Linked DNA regions of Homo sapiens: region 2 is linked to region 1. The links are chromatin contacts, found by Hi-C or POLR2A ChIA-PET in ENCODE. All regions are on one chromosome and are shown on one strand. The core of a region is the stretch at or near the end of the contact, and the rest is flanking DNA. Distances in the headings are between cores, read along the strand shown. Region 1 holds the start of USP49 (ubiquitin specific peptidase 49). Region 2 holds the start of KLHDC3 (kelch domain containing 3).

The links. A loop is a pair of places that touch in the nucleus more often than their neighbours do. ChIA-PET counts read pairs that join two places held with the same protein, here RNA polymerase II (POLR2A). Pooled maps may share reads with other maps.
Region 2: a loop to region 1 is called in a pooled map, with 8 times the contacts of the local background. The contact joins the promoter of KLHDC3 here to the promoter of USP49 in region 1. A Hi-C loop is called at or near these places in 6 of 50 pooled maps. POLR2A ChIA-PET finds 5 or more read pairs at or near these places in 2 of 52 experiments (GM10248 and activated T-cell).

Annotation. Positions count from the first base shown.
Region 1 is chr6:41,892,770-41,897,375 of GRCh38, reverse strand. It overlaps USP49 (ubiquitin specific peptidase 49), which reads left to right and starts at 2,001. Exons shown (of 8, transcript NM_001286554.2): 1 at 2,001-2,052. RefSeq lists enhancers at 1,604-1,793, 2,728-3,242 and silencers at 1,843-2,135, 1,924-2,163.
Region 2 is chr6:43,011,834-43,016,236 of GRCh38, reverse strand. It overlaps KLHDC3 (kelch domain containing 3), which reads right to left and starts at 1,988. Exons shown (of 11, transcript NM_057161.4): 1 at 1,889-1,988. It overlaps MEA1 (male-enhanced antigen 1), which reads left to right and starts at 2,291. Exons shown (of 4, transcript NM_014623.4): 1 at 2,291-2,451; 2 at 2,848-3,122; 3 at 3,209-3,311; 4 at 3,616-4,403. The coding sequence starts at 2,424. The coding sequence ends at 3,767. It overlaps PPP2R5D (protein phosphatase 2 regulatory subunit B'delta), which reads right to left. Exons shown (of 16, transcript NM_006245.4): 16 at 3,895-4,403. RefSeq lists enhancers at 2,040-2,159, 4,123-4,403 and a silencer at 2,370-2,419.

The DNA.
Region 1 (4,606 bases), core at 752-3,251:
TGGTGCAGTTGCCTTGATTTGTGCTAAGGCAGCAGTTTTACCCATTGCTACTTTTGTATCATTGTGCAAATATCATCACAGTGACAATGCAGATATGTCTCAGTATTATTAGGAAAATCGTTTTGATCTCAGGCACCCCACTATCCCCCCAGCCCAAAGGGTCTCAGAGATCCCTAGGCCTTTCCAGGCGACACTTTTTTTTTTTTTTTTTTTTTTTTGAGATGGAGTCTCACTCCGTTGCCAGGCTGGAGTGCTGTGGCACGATCTCAGCTCACTGCAACCTCCAACTCCCTGGTTCAAGCAATTCTCCTGCCTCAGCCTCCTGAGTAGCTGGGATTACAGGCACACGCCACCACGTCCGGATAATTTTTGTATTTTTAGTAGAGACGGAGTTTCACCATGTTGGCCAGGCTGGTCTTGATCTCCTGACCTCATGATCCACCTGCCTTGGCCTCCCAAAGTGCTGGGATTACAGGCGTGAGCCACCGTGCCCGGCCTCCAGGCCACATTTTTGAGAACACTGATCTAATACATGCTCACATCACTGAGAAACTTTTCCTCCTGTATTGCTATTCTGGGAGCATCCCTTCCATTGGAAGTTTTAAGTGGCTCCCAAATTCTTCACTCAGCAAAAGCACCTTGTTATGGAACTAACATTGAATAAGTAACAATCTTTCTTCTCCAAGAATTTTCTTGGGGATTGTTGAGTAAGGGAATAAGACATATAATTAGAGTTATAATGTTAAGAATTCCTTAAAAAGAATTATGTTAACTGTGATGGACGACAAAGGGAGAGCTAAATTCTGAATCTAACTCTGAGGCCTTGAACCTCATGATAAATCCCGACCAAACCAAATTGAAACACTCCACTTCCTCTCCTTCTATCAAACCTCTTTTAAAAGTGCAAGTTGTTAATAAATTGCCTACACAGCGCTTGGTCCAGGCATTGTAGTTTCCCCCTTCCTATTGTGTGTGGTGTTCTTTTTTTTTTTTTTGTGCTTACCTAGTTCTCCTGTTTACAGGTGTGTAACTTGAGCCACTACTATAGCTAATGTCTGTTTCTTTTACTTGTCCTTATATTTAAATGTAAGTCTTTATCTGCCTTAGCTATGTGTTGGGTGTTGAAATTGTTGATCTTATTTTGGGAGACTCCCATCCCCTCCCCCCACTACCACCCCGCAAGTAGTTTCAAGACAGTGCACCTAGGAGACTGCTTAACCTAAGCCTTTTGTAGCTTAGGTGCTGTTCTGTTTCCCAATGGACCACTACCAAGTCAGTCTGGTTTATTTCCCAAGCCTTACAATCTGCTGAACTTCTTCAGTTCCGGCAGCGATCCTCTAACTTGTGGGGGATTTCCATAAAACAGCTGAATCTCTCTTGGGTCATCTGTGGCAAAAGCCAGACACGTGCTCACCCGCCTGGGAGCCAATAGTAACTTTTGCAAACGCTGCCTCCGGAAACCCCACGGTTTGAGGGCTGCTGCTTTAGGAACAACACAGAAATAACGTCTTTTAACAGAATAAAACAAAACATACGGACGGGATAGTGAGAAAGCCTTTGTCCTTCGCAGTGGGGAGAGGTGTTAAAGGTGAACCGAAAAGAGTATGGGAAACTCATGTAAAATACCTTTACAGTTCCCCGGGAAGAAGGGGGCGGAGATGGGCTCGGGAGCGTCTCTGGCCCTTTAAGGAGGAGGGACAGACATAAGAGTCTGTACCTTTAAGAGTCTCTTTGTCTGGAAACCTTCTTATTTACCCTCCTGTGCTTCAACCAAACTTCGACCAGCTATTCACAACGTCCCCCTACGCCGCCGCCCCTTACGCCAGGCTCAAAGCGGCCGCGCGTTTGTGGCTGACCCTAAACTTTGCGCCTGCGGCGCGAACCCTCGGAACGGGTGCCGGTGCCGGGGTCGCGGCCCAGCGCTGCGCCGTTGGCGCAATGCAGGGCCTGAGGGGCGGGGCTCCAGCGGGCGGGCCAATAGACGGGCAGGGGGCGGGGCCGTGTTCGGTTGTCTCGCGCCCTGGTGACAGCTCGCGCGTGCTGATGATGGCGGTAAATAGAGGGGGCCGGGGGAGGGGACGGAGGAGGTGGGGAGGCAGCAAAGTGGGTAGCTCCAGGGGGTAGGGGGAACGGGGGCCGGGGAGGCCGCGACGGCCAGGGAGCCCATTCTAAGACTCGGAGGCGGGGATAGGAGTCTCCGGCTCACTAGCCCTCCCCTTTAAAGAAGCAAAATCCTCACACACCGGGTGAGGGGCGACAAAGGCAGCGCGCGCCTCGCGGGCGGGAGGAGCGGCGGCAGGGGGCGGGACCGCGGCGCCGGCGGGCTGGGGGCGCCCGGGGCGGGGGCGGCGGGAGGCGAGAGCCGGGAGTCGGGGCGCGCGGGCGCCTTATTTTGGCGGGGTGGGCGACGGCTGGGTTGGGGCAAAAGCGTTGAAGGGAGAGGGAAAGGAAGGCTTGGAGGCGATGAGGGGAACCGGGTTGAGAATGAGATGAGGAGGATTAAGGGGAGAAAGGGTTAGAAGCCAGGGAGAGGAGGAGTGAGAAAAAGCCAGCCAAGGAGATAGGAAGGAGGCAAAAGCCAGGGTGGGCGTTAAGGAAGCCGGGCAGGGAATGAGGTTAGGGCTGGGGAAAGGGATCCTGGGGTTAGGTGTAAGAGCAGGGGTTTGAAGGGGAAATCTTCGTAGCGGGTGGTGTTGGGGTGAGGGGTACCGGGGTAAGTGTTGGAAGTGGAAGACAAGGAGGGGCAGAGCTGGGGTAATAGTTGGGAGTAGGAAAGAGAGAGTGATTAAGAGCCAGACGTGACGAGGGTGTGAACTAGTGCGGAGCGAGATGAGCTGAAGGACTGGGACCAACGGTGTGGTGGGAACTGCTGGCGAGGTTCTGAGAAAGGAATGGGTTAGTGGGTGGGCGATGGATGTAAATTCTGTAAAGTGAGGGAGGGCAAATGAGACCTGGACTGGAACCAGGTGGAGTCAGGAATAAGAGTGTGGTGGAAGGGCGAAAGGAAACAGATAAGAGATGGGTGTCTGTAGGACGATTCTGGGACCAGAAGAGCTGAAAGGAGACTAGAGTTAGGGTGTAAGAAGTGATGGCCATCTGGGACAAGGATAACTGGGTAATTACGTTAATTGAAGAGGTTCAGCAAGATCCAAGGTGAAAACAGTGAGGTAAAGAGACAGGGCTAAAAGCAAATGGTGAGAGGAGCAGGAAGAGATGGGCCCCAGAATTTAAAGGATGAGATGGGGAGTAAGGGAAGAGAGGGGGCTAAGAGAAGCTGGGGGAGTCCTGATGGATGTAGAACTGGGGTAGACTGCAGGGGGGTGGGAATCGAATGTGCGTGTTATGGGGAGTTGCTCCAGAAGGTCTGCAAGGGTCAGGGCAGAAATGCTGTAGTGAAAGATCAAGTGTAAGAGAGCCTTTGGTGCAGAAGACGAGGAACCATGGTGAGTGAAAGGGGACCTAGAGACAGGGGTAAAGACTAAAAAGTAAGGGCAGAGGTGGGGGGTGCAGGAAAGGAATTCTTTGTTGAGGAGAGAACTGTGTGTTGAAACTGTGAATCCTTTTGTCCCTAAAAGTAGGAAATTCCAGAAACCTCTTTCTCTCAAGAAATCTTGAATCTGCTTCCACCCTTCATTGCTTTTGATTTGACTTTCCTGTCCACTTTGAAGAAATGAGACTCATTTTGATTTGATTTTTTTCTTGTATGGATGATAAAGTATAAACTCTGGGTGTTGAAAACCTCTGCATTTCACTAGTGTTGTGATAATTCGGGGAAAGGGTGTGCTTATTTAGGGTGTACTCGTGTGATGTGATAGTTTTAGTGTTGTAGGAGTGTTGCACCTGACAAGTGCTGGGCTGTGTTTTATGGACAGCATTTTCATTTTCAATGGAGAACGCACTGTTGTTGGGATAGAGAAAGATGAGAATCTGTTTCTTTTGATTAATCAACCAGATTTCTGCTTATTGTTTTCAGTTGCTGGAGAATGTTAAGAAATCATTTCAGAGAAAGGCAGATAACCAACCAAGGAAGTTTACTGGGGGAGAGATTAAATCAGAGCTGAGGGCTTTGAGTTCCTGAGCTGCCTTTAGCTTTGTGCGGGACGTTTCATGCTGTAGTTGGTAACTCACCCATTTAACAAAATGGCATAAAGAAAGGGAGAATTGTAGAGTAGTGGAGGATTTTAGAGTAGCAGACTTATTTTTTAGGGCAAATAAATTTATGAGTAATTTTGATGGAAAAACATCTCTGTAAGATAATACTGCAGCAAGCTTGGTCTTTGGACAGCTCCACTGCCTTTCGTGTTTTATGGTTATGAATAAAGAAGGCCAGATTAATACTAATTTTCTAGAAGCTTTTGATTTTTAAGACACCTTTAGAAATGAAAAGGAAGATAAGAAATTTGGGGCAAAATTTGGTTATTCTTACTTAGAATTTTGTTTTAATGATTTTTTTCAGAAGCTTTTACATTTAGCTAAGAATATGAATGAATATTTGTTTTGCATTTGATGGTGCCAAAGGATAGCATATGATTTACTTAGGGAAAAATTCAAACAATTGTTGAGAATCTTCTTTGGGGTTATTTCATTGTGTACACTCAGATGCACA
Region 2 (4,403 bases), core at 739-3,238, 1.1 Mb before region 1:
AAGGGGCTGGGCACAGTGGCTCACACCTGTAATCCCAGCACCCTGAGAGGCCGAGGCAGGTGGATCACGAGATCAAGAGACGGAGACCATCCTGGCCAACATGGTGAAACCCGTCTCTACTAAAAATACAAAAATTAGCTGGGCACGGTGGCGCGCACCTGTAGTCCCAGCTACTCAGGAGGCTGAGGCAGGAGAATTGCTTGCACTCGGGTGGCGGAGGTTGGAGTGAGCCGAGATCACACCACTGCACTCCAGTCTGGCGACAGAGCGAGACTCTGTCTCAAAACAAAAAAAAAGGGGAAGGGAGGCAAAAAATGCCCTTGGGCAGGACAAGAGAAAGATCCAGCATGAGAAGTCATGGTCTTTTTTTTTTTTTTTTTTTTTAGATGAAGTCTCGCTCTTGCCCCCAGGCTGGAGCGCAATGGTGCAATCTCAGCTCACTGCAAACTCTGCCTCCCTCCCGGGTTCAAGCGATTCTCCTGCCTCAGCCTCCCAAGTAGCTGGGATTACAGGCGCCTGCCACCATGCCCAGCTAATTTTTGTATTTTTAGTAGAGATGGGGTCTCACTATGTTGGCCAGGCTGGTCTCAAACTCCTGACCTCAGGTGATCCACCGTCCTCGGTCTCCTGAAGTGCTGGGATTACAGGCGTGAGCCACCATGCCCAGCTGGTCATGGTCTCTTAAACACAACCTGTCAACCTAGTGGCACGTACACCTGGGTACATCTGAGGTTTTTTCAGGCAAATCCTTGCAACTGACAATGCTTTTGCTGGCAAGCATCTCCTGAGTTTGGGTGTATCATCATCTGCTCCCTGTTTAAGAAGCCCTGGCAGAGGAAAGGGCCAGGCAAAACCTCAGGCACTAAAACAGCTCAAATAAGGGAGGCCCCTTGCAGGAAAGAGACATGGCTTTCAGCTGGCTTGCTAGTCCCACCCACCCAACCTCCCCCAACTCCACACCCTAAGCTTTAAATAGCCATGGGACCCATCCTGAAATAGCCCCAGCAGGAAGCTACTCTCACTTCATTACTCCCGCTCTCCAAAATATCTTGGGTCTGGGCTTGTGGAGACTGTTAGGAGGTCGATGGGCTTAAGAATGGAAGTCTTCCATCCTCCCTTATATTCTCTATTCTTCCCTTCAGATATGTCAAGGTAAAGTAAAATATGCACAGGAGAGGAGATAAGCAATTCCAGCCAAAGGTGGAGAAAAAAAATTTTAGTTTCTCTGCCATATAAACAACTCAAATTCAAGGAGAACAAGCCCCCAGGCGCTCAGGGGCTCCTCTTATCCCTGGGTCTCCCCAGTCCTCCATCACCACCAAGCATTTTCAAACTTCTTCTATTCCCTTAATGTATCTACCCGCCTGGTCTCTTGCATTTTTTATTCCCCATTTCTCGCCCTTCTTGATCTCGTGAGAGCTTTGCAGTTTTCTCATTTTTCCTTCTCCTACCATTCCAAGCTCCACCCAACAGCCCTCCATTTTCCCACCTCCACTAAGGAAAGAAAAATTAGCATGCACTGACCACGATACCCCTCTCTGCATATGACTCTATCCCTGTCTTCTTCCAGACATTCCGGCCTCCCCTAGCCCACCACGCCAGACACCCCTCCCCTTCCATTATGCTCAGCTTCCCTGTTTTCATGGCCCAGTCTTCCTTCCCATTTCCTTCATTGCTTCCTCCAGACACCAGGTCTCTCCTACCCATCTCCTCGCCATCCTCCCCTAGCCCTGCTTTCCCCATTAACACTCTCCTTTCCCATCATCCCCCTAGCTCCCTCCCCACCCCCACCTCATCACTCTCAGGCCCCTCCCCCGCCACTCCAGCTCCAGACAGCACGTCCTAAGCCCCCTAATTCTCCCTTGCCCTTCTACCCATCCCAGGCTACCTGCCAGGCCGAGCCGGGGCGGGGCCGCGGGTCCTCGAGCTGCCTGCAGCCTAGAACCCGTTGCGCGCCAACCGACGCCTTAGTCCCCAACGAGATAAACACAGCCAAGCTCGGTTCTTCCGGCGGGCAGCTGTGCGCGCACGTGCAGTCGTAGCTAAGTGCCGGAGGCATTTCGGGACTTGTAGTCCATACGTTTCCTGAGGGACGAGAGGGCTGAGGAGTGGGCAGGGGCGTAGGAGAGATTCTGCGCATGTGCAAATATGTGTCGAGACCGAGGAGGCCACTGGGTAATGCAGTCCTTTGTTTTTTGGGCTGGGAATGACGGAGGCGGGGCAAGGGGCGGACTCCTCGTCCTCGCCAGCGTCAATCATGGATATGGGGCGGGGCTGGAGGACTAGGCACCTCTGCACGTCCTGCCCCGCCGGAAGTGGAGGCCGCGGGCTCTGAGCGGGTGAGGCGCGCGGGAACACCGGCGCCGGGATTCGGATGGGGGCGGGTGGGGGACGCTGCAGCTGGGGCCATTTGAGGGGAGCCCATGGGGCCTGAAAGGCATCTGTCAGGCGGTACAGAGGGGGTCCTCTAGGAGAGGGGAGAAGGGGGCGGGTACGCCGACCTGTTTAGGGGAGTCTGATGACCCAGAGTTCCCAAGTCGCGGGGGAGGCGTGGCGCGGGGAGCCGGGGTTCTGGAAGGGGTGTCTTTTAGGAGGTGGCAGGGCCTCCGGTTGGGCGTTTAACTAGGAAGTGGCGGAGCAAGTTGGTGGGGCCTGGTTCAAGATAAGAACCCCGACTTAGGAGGGGGAGGAACGAGAGGCTGGAATTGGGGCGGAGGGGTGGAGGATGCAGGAGCCTCGGGGAGGAGCTGGTTTTTTGCACGCAGGAGACTACAAGGAGATGATGAGAGGATGAAGATGGGCCTGGTTTCATCCGATCCCTGTCCTACCGCCTCCCTGTTCTTGCAGCCCCTGCCCGGATGGCAACAGTAGTTCTAGGAGGAGACACCATGGGCCCTGAGCGTATCTTCCCCAATCAGACTGAGGAACTGGGACATCAGGGCCCTTCAGAAGGCACTGGGGATTGGAGCAGTGAGGAGCCTGAGGAAGAGCAGGAGGAAACGGGGTCGGGCCCAGCTGGCTACTCCTACCAGCCCCTGAACCAAGATCCTGAACAAGAGGAGGTGGAACTGGCACCAGTGGGGGATGGAGATGTAGTTGCTGACATCCAGGATCGAATCCAGGTAGGGTGGAGGAGGGATGGTTCCTGAACAGGTGAAGCTGGGCTCCCTGAAAGCCTAGACCCAAACGGTCTTCTGTGGCTCTGCAGGCCCTGGGGCTTCATTTGCCAGACCCACCATTAGAGAGTGAAGATGAAGATGAGGAGGGAGCTACAGCGTTGAACAACCACAGCTCTATTCCCATGGACCCAGGTAAAAGATCATTCTTTCATTCTGGAATAATTACTAAGGAAATGAACTGGCATGAGTCAGTAGAAGGAAGTTTCAGAGGAAGACCCTATCCTAAAAAGATAGTTTGTAAACTAAGATTTTGTAGACTTCAGAGTCCAAGTGAAATGCTCTTTTGCTAGCTTTGGGGATGGGCAGGCTTGCCTTAAAGTAACAAGGTGGATTTGGTGACCCTAGCAGCCCAAGGGCTCTGGGTTGATTCGGGGATTGGGGAGGGGAGCTGGTCCCATTATTTCTATGCCTGAATGGCCTCTGGCTCTGATTTCAGAACATGTAGAGCTGGTGAAAAGGACAATGGCTGGAGTAAGCCTGCCTGCGCCAGGGGTTCCTGCCTGGGCTCGGGAGATATCGGATGCCCAGTGGGAAGATGTGGTACAGAAAGCCCTCCAAGCCCGGCAGGCATCCCCTGCCTGGAAGTGACCACAGTGAGAGCTGCCTTATATTCCTACATTCCAGGCCAGAACCAGCACAGGACTGAACACATCCCTGGTTGTAATGTCCATTTCCATCTTCCCCGTCTCCCTTTCCACATCAAGGCACATCAGACTTCTCAGAGACCCACTTTATTCAGTTCTGTACATATGGGGACATCGGTCCAAGCCCAACCCACCTTAGCATGTATCACTCTGTGGAGAATAAAGCACCCTATGTACACAGCCAAAAGCCGCACTGCCTGCGCCCCTGGAACCTGGGTCCGGCCTTCCTCAGCCCCTGGCCCCTCCAAGGTACCTATAAGGGACAAGAGAAGGCCTGCCCAGCATAGCACAAACAAGGAAATAAATAGGTGTTGGCAGGAGCCATGCTTGGGGCACCGCTCCCTGCTTCCTTCTTTCTAGTTTTGGGAACCAACAGCACAGAAAAGCAGTCAGCCCCAGGGTGGTCCCTTCCATGTCTGTGACCCCAGGGCTGCTGCTCACCAAAGACAGGGCACGGGGTAGGGTGTTTATTCATCCCTCCCCGGCCCCACTTGGTCCATCTGGGCCCTATATTCATCAGTTATTGTCCACAGCCTATACTTTTCTCCTTTTGACCTCCCTTGGTCAGGCATGGGGTAAG